Regions from separate parts of the Homo sapiens genome. Here region 1 is linked to region 2. Evidence: read pairs that join two places in POLR2A ChIA-PET (ENCODE). Cell type or tissue: HepG2. All regions are shown on one strand. Links, peaks and the distances in the headings refer to the core of each region. The heading gives the core; the rest is flanking DNA. Region 1 has its middle 32 kb from the start of COA8. Region 2 overlaps LOC105370689 (a long non-coding RNA gene).

Evidence for each region. ChIA-PET counts read pairs that join two places held together with the same protein. Peaks named below come from ENCODE experiments on the same cell type or tissue, not always from the same donor. Only the 100,000 strongest peaks of a DNase experiment are listed, where the experiment ranks them.
Region 1: POLR2A ChIA-PET joins it to region 2 with 6 read pairs; 1 of 35 experiments calls an interaction of 5 or more read pairs at or near these places.

Annotation. Positions count from the first base shown.
Region 1 is chr14:103,592,363-103,597,728 of GRCh38, reverse strand. No RefSeq gene overlaps it. Among named protein-coding and RNA genes, the nearest start is that of COA8, 32 kb to the right of the region's middle. RefSeq lists a silencer at 3,893-4,032. In HepG2, for the core only: a CTCF peak has its summit at 2,209 (motif pointing right); a DNase peak (open chromatin) is centred at 3,168; H3K4me3 peaks cover 1,011 bases.
Region 2 is chr14:103,877,453-103,882,818 of GRCh38, reverse strand. LOC105370689 (a long non-coding RNA gene) reads right to left here. Exons shown (of 3, transcript NR_188198.1): 2 at 5,224-5,366; 3 at 2,441-3,415. Among named protein-coding and RNA genes, the nearest start is that of PPP1R13B-DT, 32 kb to the right of the region's middle. RefSeq lists enhancers at 667-1,348, 2,032-2,714, 2,573-2,867. In HepG2, for the core only: no CTCF peak of the experiment used is centred there; DNase peaks (open chromatin) are centred at 1,268 and 2,618; H3K4me3 peaks cover 2,712 bases.

The sequences.
Region 1 (5,366 bases), core at 99-5,098, 290 kb after region 2:
TTTTTTTTCTTGAGATGGACTTTTGCTCTTGTTGCGCAGGCTAGAGTGCAATGGCGTGATCTTGGCTCACCGCAACCTCCGCCTCTCGGGTTCAAACAATTCTCCTACCTCAGCCTCTGAGTAGCTGGGATTACAAGAATGCACCGCCACGCCCGGCTAATTTTTTGTATTTTTAGTAGAGATGGGGTTTCTCCATGTTGGTCAGGCTAGTCTCGAACTCCCGCCCTCAGGTGATCCAACCACCTTGGCCTCCCAAAGGGCTGGGATAACGGGCGTGAGCCACTGCATCCAGACTCTTTTTTTTTTTTTTTTGAGATGGAGTCTTGCTCGTCGCCAGGCTGGAGTGCAGTGGCTCGATCAAGGTTCACTGCAAACTCCGCCTCCCGGATTCAAGCGATTCTTCTGCCTCAGCCTCCCGAGTAGCTGTGACTACAAATGTGTGCCACCACACCCAGCTAATTTTTGTATTTTTAGTAGAGACAGGGTTTCACCATGTTGGCCAGGATGGTCTTGATCTCTTGACCTCGTGATCTGCCTGCAGTGGCCTCCCAAAGTATTGGGATTACAGGCATAAGCCACTGTGCCAGGCTTTTTTGTTTTTTTTTTTTTTTTTGAGACAGAGTCTCTCTCTGTTTCCCAGGCTGGAGTGCAGTGGCGCAATCTCAGATCACTACCACCTCTGGCTCCCAGGTTCAAATGATTCTCCTGCCTCAGCCACCCAAGTAGCTGGGATTACAGGTACCCACCACCACACCTGGCTAATTTTTGTATTTTTCGTAGAGATGGGGTTTCACCATGTTGGCCAGGCTGGTCTCCAACTCCTGACCTCAGGTGATCCACCTGCCTCAGACTCCTAAAAGTGCTGGGATTACAGGCGTGAGCCACCTTGCCTGGCCAGAGTTCTGTAAATCACTGAGGCTTGTCCAGAGCACTGAGGGGCACAGAGCAGGAGCACCTGTCCAGCCAGGGGAGACTGCGGTTTCATAGGGGAGCCGTGTCTTTGTGCAGTGGGGAGTGGTTGTGAGGGCATTCTAGGCTACACCTGAGGCTCCAGATAGATGAGGCCAGGTACGGAGTATGACAGGTGACTTGAAGGGCTCCTGTAATTGTATGTACATCCCTACTTGAAATTTCATGTCTTGGCCGGGAGCAGTGGCTCATGCCTGTAATCCCAGCATTTTGAGAGGATGAGGTGGGAAGATCGCTTAAGCCCAGGAATTCGAGACCAGCCTGGCCAACATAGTGAAACCGTCTCTACAAAAGTATAAAAATTAGCTTGGTGTGGTGGCCAGTGCCTGTACTCCCAGTTACTCAGGAGGCTGAGGCAGGAGGATCGCTTGAACCTGGGAGGCAGAGGTTGCAGTGAGCGGAGAGTGCGCCACTGTACTCCAGCTTGGGGGACAGAGTGAGACCCTGTCTCAAAAAAAAAGAAATTTCATGTCTTAAAACTTGGCTATTAATTTCACAGTGCTTTCATTGTGACATAGCAAGAAATCATTTTTATTAATGAGCACTCAGATGTAATTGCTGGACCTTGTGAGTAGAGAGCCTTCTGCAATTGAAAGTTAAGAATAGGCTGGGCACGGTGGCTCAAGCCTGTAATCCCAGCACTTTGGGAGGCCGAGGCAGGCGGATCATGAGGTCAGGAGTTTGAGACCAGCCTGGCCCATATGGTGAAACACTGTCTCTACTAAAAACACAAAAATTAGCTGGTGGTGGTAGCGCGCACCTGTAGTCCCAGCTACTCGGGAGGCTGAGGTAGAAGAATCGCTTGAACCCAGCAGGTGGAGGTTGCAGTGAGCCAAGATCGCGCCACTGCACTCCAGCCTGGGGACAGAGCGAGACTCGGTCTCAAAAAAAAAAAAAAGAATATAATTGAAATCTATGATTAACTGGGAATGTAAACATGAGTCAGATCAGCTGATTCTGTAAAACATTCTGGTGGGGTCTACATTATGTGGCTGGCTTTTTTCTCTTACTTTAAATCTTGCTAGTCTTTGCAGGGGGAGCAACAATGAACTACCAACATCGGGGCCCTTGTGCCCAGCAGAGCAGGTGCTCAGTATTTCTCGGCTGAATAAACATTGACAGATTTTAACCATTCCCCACATCTCCTCCCTTCAAACGCTTGCAGCCTATAGATGAGGGAGCAACCAGAACAGCTGGTCGGCAGGTGGGACCAGCTGGAGGGGTGCGGCCCACATCCACCAGGAGGCAGGGGTGGCTCAGCCTCACGCTCAGCCATCCACGACAAAAGCTGATCCACTGCAGAGCATGCATCACAGAGGAAAATACTCTGGAAAGGAATGAAGGCGCTGTAGCACACCGTTCAGAAGGGATCTATGTTAAAAGGCAAAAAAATAATGCAAGCATGGGGGAGCCTGAGAGGGAATCTAATAAGACTCTGGGAAGGCGAACCCAGTGGGCCACGGGGAGGAAAATGCCAGCAGCACCCAGACCCCAAACTCTACTGGCTGCCTCCCAATAAGGGGGCTTTCAGAACAGGAACCTCCAGCCTCACCTTCAGGAAAATTAATTATGGATTTAGAAAGGAAGCCTATTCCTTTGTCATCTACTCCTTCCTATGCTGCTCCGATTTCCTAACCAGACACACTGTTACAATTTTAACTTTAAAAATCTCAGCAGAATAGAGCTATTTTTGTTTCTGTTTTTTGTTTGTTTGTTTGATTGTGTTTTGAGACGGAGGCTCACTCTGACGCCCAGGCAGGAGTGCAGTGGTGCGATCTCGGCTCACTGCAACCTCTGCCTCCTGGGGTCAAGCGATTCTCCTACCTCAGTCTCCTGAGTAGATGGGGTTACAGGCATGCGCCACCATGGCCCAGCTAATTTTTGTATTTTTAGTAGAGACGGGGTTTCACCACACTGGCCAGGCTGGTCTCAAACTCCTGACCTCGTGCGGGGGTCACGCCAAAGTGCTGGGATTACAGGCGTGAGCCACCGCACCCGGCCTTGTTGCTGTTTTTCTTAAAAAAAAAAAAAAAAAAAGTGCTGGTAGCAAAAATAAAAATAAAAAAAATCAGCAAACAGAAAACTGTCATACAATCTGCCAGGAGTTGCGTGGTTTCTCCATTAATCAGAAGTCTAAAATACTCCTTGCAAATGTACAGAACAAAGGGCCTTCTGTGGCTCACTCCTCTGCTGGGGGCGGAAGGCTCAGCGTGTGCCTGAGGCACAAAGGCTTGGAAGCAGCCACTTCCCCGTGCTGGAAGCAGACTAAAGGGCTTGTCAGAAAACAGCTCTCAAGCTTTGTCCTCTTAGGCGCAAAAGATCGAAGCAGGGTAGCACTGCTGCCCCAAGGCAAGGCTTCTCCGTAGCCCTGATGCAATTCCGCTTCCTTTAAAGAGCAGCATGTGTGTGGGCAGGCCCGGGTCCTCCAGCTGCAGCTCCTAAAGATGCTCCCCACACGGCGGCCTTTCCCTGGGGAGGTTTTTCTTGAAGATGCTTCTATTAATCATTATAACTCCAGCATTTGTGCAGAGCAAATGCTGTACCTGACGCCAACTGGAGCCCTGCTGGGGGCTCTGCCAGAGCTACGGGATGGCCTCAAGGGAGCTGAGGCTTGCAGGCAGGTGCAGCTTCCGGTACATTATTAGGATTAAATAAAAACAAGGAAGGCCGGGCTCGGTGGCTCACACCTGTAATCCCAGCACTTCGGGATGCCGAGGTGGGCAGATCACGAGGTCAGGAGTTTGAGACCAGCCTGGCCAACATGGTGAAACCCCATCTCTACTAAAAATACAAAAATTAGCCAGGCGTGGTGGTACACACCTGTAATCCCAGCTACTCTGGAGGTTAAGGCAGGAGAATTGCTTGAACCCGGGAGGTGAAGCCTGCAGTGAGCAGAGATCATGCCACTGCACTCCAGCCTGAGTGACAGACCGAGACTCCGTGTCAAAACAAAACAGAAAGAGGAAAAGGCATTAGATATCCTGTTTTCACTGACCTGAGATAGCCCTCGTGAGTCCTGCTGAACTTCTGTTAGCCACATCCGGCTCCTTTTTTTGGGTGAATATGAGCAGGTAAAAAATCAGTTTCTACAAAGACCACCCAACACACAAAGTGGGAGAAAGAGACTCAATATTATTTTGCTTTTAAACTCCAAATTAAAATATTTAAAATATTTGGAATTTTAACAAACATGCATTTTGTGGGAAAAGTGGTATAAAACACATCAGTGGGCTGGTCGCGGTGGCTCACGCCTGTAATCACAACACTTTGGGAGGCTGAGGTGGGCAGGTCGTGAGGTCAAGCGATCAAGACCATCCTGGCCAACATGGTGAAACCCTGTCGCTACTAAAAATACAAAAATTGGCTGGGTGTGTTGGCACGTACCTGTAGTCCCAGCTACTTGGAAGGCTGAGACAGGAGAATCGCTTGCACCTGGGAGGCAGAGGTTGCAGTGAGCTGAGATCGCGCCACTGCACTCCAGCCTGGGCGAACGAGCAAGACACCGTCTCAAAAAACAACAACAACAAAAAAACCAAAAACCCACATCACTGAGATAAGCTTTATTTTGTAACTATTTAAAAGCCCACAGAAATACTTTATTTGAATATGGCTGTTACAATTATATTAACCTAATTAAAAAAAAACTTGAGCATACAAATTTTTGGGTTAATTTTTTTTTTTTTTTTTTGGAGAGAGAGTTTTACTTGTCATCCAGGTTGGAGTGAGTGGCACGATCTCGGCTCACTGCAACCTCTGCCTCCCAGGTTCAAGCAATTCTCCTGCCTCAGCCTCCTGAGTAGCTGGGATGACAGGCGCCTGCCACAACACCCGGCTAATTTTTGTATTTTTAGTAGAGACGGGGTTTCACCATGTTGGCCAGGCTGGTCTCGAACTCCTGACCTCAGGTGATCCGCCCTCCTAAAGTGCTGGGATTACAGGCATGAGCCACCACACCCAGCTGGATAATCTTTTTTTTTTTTTTTTAAGATGGAGTCTTGCTCTGTCACCCAGGCTGGAGTGCAGTGGTGCGATCTCAGCTCACTGAAACCTCTGCCTCCCGGGTTCAAGTGATTCTCCTGCCTCAGCCTCCCGAGTAGCTGAGACTACAGGCGTGCGCCAACATGCCCAGCTAATATTTGTATTTTTAGTAGAGCTGGGGTTACACCATGTTGGCCAGGATGGTCTTGATCTCTCCACCTCGTGATCCGCCAGCCTCGGCCTCCCAAAGTGCTGAGATTACAGGCGTGAGCCACTGCGCTAGGCCAATCTTTTTTTTTTCTTGAGATGGAGTCTTGCTTTGCCACCCAAGCTGGAGTGCAGTGGTACTATCTCAGCTCACTGCAACCTCTGCCTCCCAGGTTCAAGCAATTCTCCTGCCTCAGCCTCCCAAGTAGCTG
Region 2 (5,366 bases), core at 130-5,129:
CCCCAGGGCTGGTCCTCACAGGTCCTCCCATGGTGTTAGCAGGGCCCCAAGGCCCCCACCCAGGCCCGAGGCCTCCTTGCTGTTCCATCCGGCCCCAGGGTGCAAGCGCTGCCATTTGGCACTTACATAAAGCATTCAGCAGGCACTCAGCCTGGGCAGGGCCGGGGAGTGGGAGGCAGCTCCTAACATCTGGAGAACATCACCTCCCTGTCCTACATGCTGGAGATAATACAGCTTGTTTGTCTGGGGAGATGCACCTTCCTGGCTGTGCCCAGAGCCGACGGGGCTTTTATGCAATCGAGTGTTTTCAGTGATGACCCTGGAGAGCCACCCCACTTTGGGGGTGAAGGAGGGCCCACACTCGAATATTTTCTATATTGTAAGTTATTTAATCCCTCTGGAGTGGATCTCTCCCAGTGATGTGAAATAAACCAGCTTTCTCTCTTGAGAGTTGTCCAAACCCTATGTACAGAGTAGTCTACCTTTTCCCCCACGGATCTGCAGAGCCAGCTCTTTGTGGGTCAAGTTCTTTAAGAGTTTAGGTTTGATCCTAAAAGTAGCAGAGACCAGTAAACCACTCTAATCCAGGGGGCTGTAGCCTGAGCAGAGAACCATGGCAGGGCAAGCTGGGCGGTGGCTGCTCTCAGCCGGGGTGCGGGGGGGGTATGAGGAGGCAGCAGGGAGGCAAAGGAGGGGCAGGCTTGGAAATAACCTGGGGGGTCTGTTCCCAGTGAGGTCCTGGCTGTCTCCCCTGGGAGCGCTTCTGCAGGCAGGGTCTGCTCTTGGGCAGCCGGGTCTGGCTTCCCTGGCAGGGCCAGGAACGGGGCCCGGAGCCCTGCACGAGACGGATCTGACTGGGTGTCCTGCCTGAGAGCGCCTTCATTTCCCGGATTCCAGGAAGGCTCCCAGAGGGGCAGCGGGCAAGCCCTCAATAGGGGTGTGCGCATCCTGCAGCTCTCGCCAGCCCTTCCGGTGGCCAACAAGAGGCCGGGTGGAGTTTCTGGGAGTGTGTCTGGCCATCCGGAGTCAGGGGCTGGCAGGCAGGAAGGCCCCAAGTTCAGCTAGGCCCCGAGCCTCCCAGAACAGCAGGGAACCGAGGTCCAAGAACCAGCCCGCAGTCACAGAGCAGAGCCACCAAGGGAGAGCCCAGGGCTGCTGGGGGAAAACGGGTGGTGGCAGCCAGTGCCTGGCTGCTGGCCCTGGCCCTCTGTGTGGCCTGGACCCTTCGGCCCCTCCCTGTCTGAAAGCTGCTGGCTGACCGGCTCCACGTTCCAGGTGTCCAAGGCCATGCACAGCCACGTGCTGACCGTGAAGTTGTCCCTGAGCCCAAGCATGCCGACCAGTTGGCCTGGGCACTGCCACGGCAGTGGAGGGCAGCACAGACACAGGCTGCAGGCGACAGGCCTGCCCAAGGGGGAGTTGGCAGCGCACCAGAGGCGAAGGCAGATTCTGAGTTTGCAGCCTCAGCTTCCTGGGGCAGGGGGCAGAGCTAGGGAGGCAGAAATGTGGGAGGGCAGGAAGATGGGGAGAGGCCAGAGGGTTCTGGTTGCCTCTGTAGAAAGGCTGGTGGGGTCCCCTTGCAACACTGGCCCTTGGGCACTCAGCATTCAGGCGGGGCCATGGAGGCAGGCTGCACCAAGACGGAGGTGACCAGCTGTAGGGTGGACTTGGGGATGAGCTAATGAGGCACAGAGAGGGAGGGCTGTGCCCAGGGAAGAATGACTGGGGACCCTAAGAATGAAGCCCAGGGAGGAGGGGGCGTCCCATGCGGGAGACATGGAGTCCCATCACCACACCTGCCAGTGGGCCTCTCTAAATCGCCCCTACCCTTCCAGCCAGCTGCCCCCGAAATGCTGGAGCAGCAGAAACAGCGCAGCTGCTGGCTCTTGCTGGGAGGCCCTGCTCCCGACAGAGCTGTCCTCAGGAGAGGGCAGGGGAATGGGGTTGGAGGGAGCATCCAGCCAGCTGTCTCAGAGGTTGGGGGAAGGAGAGAGAGGAGGCTTGCGCTGTGGATACCCACTGGTGACTTCCAGCAAACAGCTCAGGATGAAAAGGGCTGACTGGAGCACTAGCTCCTCCCATGACGAAGGGAGGTGGGCATTGCTGCTGGGCGACCCCTGGCCCGGGCTAGGAGGGTGGGGGAGCCATTCATCCCAACAGCTTCTCATTCGGTGACCCTGAAACAGGGGGCAAAGCAGGCGTCAGCGTTTCCCGAGCATTTCCTCTGGTGGATCTGCAGCACGTGGGCACGCTTCCAGGGCACTCTGCCAGTCCCCAAAACCACACACGGGGTTGCCACAGAGGGGACTGAAAACATACTGAGCAGCTTCAGTGCTGGACCACAATTGTAAGCACATTTTCTAGCGGCGATTTCACGGTCCTCAAAAGGTGAGTCCCTTGGGTCCCTCCCAAGGAGCCCCAGAGGCCGAGAGGCCAGTGCTGGTTAATGGACCTCACTTTATTCCAGCTTTATTAGCTAATGGCAGCTAAAAGTGATTTTACACAAAATAATGTGTCGGAGATCATTGTTCCCGGGCACAGGTCCCAAATTCCAGCCCACGACCGAAGGCCAAACGTGCCCGTTAATGATTAAACCTCTGGAGTCAGTGCTCAGGGACACAGGCAGGGAGCAGCCCGGAGAGCTGCCGGTCAAGGTGCCCGGCCGGGTGGGGGTGGGGCAGCAGCCAGGCCCCGCCCAACAGGAACCAGTTCCTGCCCAAAGCAGGAGGGGAAAGGCTTTTCCACCAAGGGAAAGCTAAATATTGTCTAAATCCGGCACCCAGGACGACACACAGGCTTCCCATTGTCTGCCACACAGCAGGTCTCGGCCACGGCCCAGGTTGCACCCGTGTGAGGTCAGGGAGGGTGGAGCATCCCGGGGAGGGGGCCTGCCCCCACCGTCTTCCTCTGCACCGAGGCACATTCTTGGGAAAGGTCTTATGTTGCCAAAAGGGCTTAACCACATGACACAAGTGAGCGTAGGTGGGCACCAGTGAGGAAAAGCCATCCTTGGCAGCAGAAGCCGGTGCAGGGGCGACGCTTCAGACCACAGGAAGCGAGCTCTCCACGGTGGCCGAGGGCTTTTCCACTCGGCGAGCCTGGGCACCAGTCCCAGCTCTGCTACCTTTTCGCTGTCGTAGGTTATCTCAGTTTCCTCCTCTGTAAAATGGGAACGTGGTACCTGACCTCAAGGTCACCAAGAGGTCTACCGAGTGGCCCCTGTGAAACACGTAGTGCCGGAGCCCTGGTACCTGCAAGCTCTCAATACCCGGCGATCACGTTCATTACGATTAGGATCACCAGATTCTGTTCCTTTGCGAGATCCTTTCCAACTGCACTTTCATGTCAGTGTTCGTTTGCAGGTTGATGTTGGACCGTATTTACATTCAGTGTTTGGGGCTGACCGGGAAGAAATCTGAAAGTGGAAGAGAAGGGAAGGCACCGGTAACCTCGTCTTCCCAAGAGGAGGTCAGAGGTGAGTGTGAAAGTAAACATATTCTTTTTTTTTTTGAGACGGAGTCTCACTCTGTTGCCCAGGCTGGAGTACAATGTCACCATCTCAGCTCACTGCAAGCTCTGCCTCCCGGTTTCAAGCAATTCTCCTGTCTCAGCCTCCCGAGTAGCTGGGATTACAGGCCCCCACCACCACGCCTGGCTAATTTTCGCATTTTTAGTAAAGATGGGATTTTAGCACGTTAGCCAGGCTGGTCTCGAACTCCTGACCTCTGGTGATCCGCCTGCCTCGGCCTCCCAAAGTGCTGGGATTATAGGCGTGAGCGACTGCACTTGGCCTAAAAGCTCATTATTGAAAGCCACTCAGTTACAGAGCGAGACGACCTCAGAAAGCAGAGAAAATGCGCCCGCTTTAAGTTTTTTTTATATGGGGGTCTTATCTGTATAAAGACTAAACTAAGCTGTGCCCACGTGCGCGGGTGGGCTGATAGCATGACAGAATTTATTATTCGGTTGATTTAAAGAAAACTATCCTTGACATTTTAGTATGCAGGTACAAACAGCATAAGTAGAATTATCTTGAAAGCATATATTATTGTGTCTATCAGAACATCTGGACTTTTCATCGTTGTGGGAGTGTGTCCTTGCAGGTATTTTTAAGCTGTTTTCTCATTTGTAAATATCTCAGTACTATGTGACTGGCAAGGAATGTCCTTTACTAGTTTTAAGATGAAGTTTGTTTTAAGATGTTGTGACCCTGGCTCTCCTAGGCTCTTGTTTCCCTAATAGCAGAAAGAATATTATTTAAAGTTACCAAGGGCCGGGAGCAGTGGCTCATGCCTGTAATCCCAGCAATCTGGGAGGCTGAGGCAGTCAGATCACTTAAGCTCAGGAATTCAAGACCAGCCTGAGCAACACGGTGAAACCCCGCTCTGCAAAAATACAAAAAGTAGCTGGCAGCGTGGTGTACGCCTGTAGTCCCAGTCACACAGGAGGACTAGGTGGGAGGATCGATTGGGCCCCGGAGTTCGAGGCTGCAGTGAGCTGTGTCCACACCACTGCACTCCATCCTGGGTGACAGAGCAAGACCCTGTCTTTAAAAATTAAATTAAAACATATGCCGGGCGCAGTGGTTCAAGCCTGTAATCCCAGCACTTTGGGAGGCTGAGGTGGGCGATCACCTGAGGTCGGGAGTTCCAGACCAGCCTGGCCAACGTGGTGAAACCCCATCTTTACTAAAAATACAAAAATTAGCTGGGTGTAGTGGTGCGCGCCTGTAGGCCTAGCTACTTGGGAGGCTGAGGCAGGAGAGTCACTTGAACCCGGGAGGCAGAGGTTGCAGTTAGCTGAGATCACGCCACCGCACTCCAGCATAGGCAACAGAGAGAAACTGTCTCAAAAAAAAAAAAAAAAAAAAAGTCTGGGCATGGTGGCTCACACCTGTAATCCCAGCACTTTGGGAGGCTGAGGTGGGCAGATCACCTGAGGTCAGGAGTTCGAGACCAGCCCAACCAACATAGTGAAACTCCGTCTCTACTAAAAATAGAAAATTAGCTGGGCGTAGTGGTGGGCACCTGTAATCCCAGCTACTCGGGAGGCTGAGGCAAGAAAATCACTTGAACCCAGAAGGCAGAGGTTGCAGTGAGCCGAGACTGTGCCGCTGCACTCCAGCCTGGGCAATAAGAGCGAAATTGCATCTCGAAAATAAATAATAAATAAATAAATAAATAAAGTTACCAAAAAAGCAGTAGAAGAAATAAAAATAATTACATTAACAATAAAGTTTGTAGGGTAATGTGATGTAGCTGAATTCCCATCTTTCACATGGAGGAGTCAGTAGTGTCTAAAATTTGGTAAGTCGGAGAAAAGAGACGCTGTGCATGGCGCAGAGCTGTCCAGGTCATTGTCAGCAG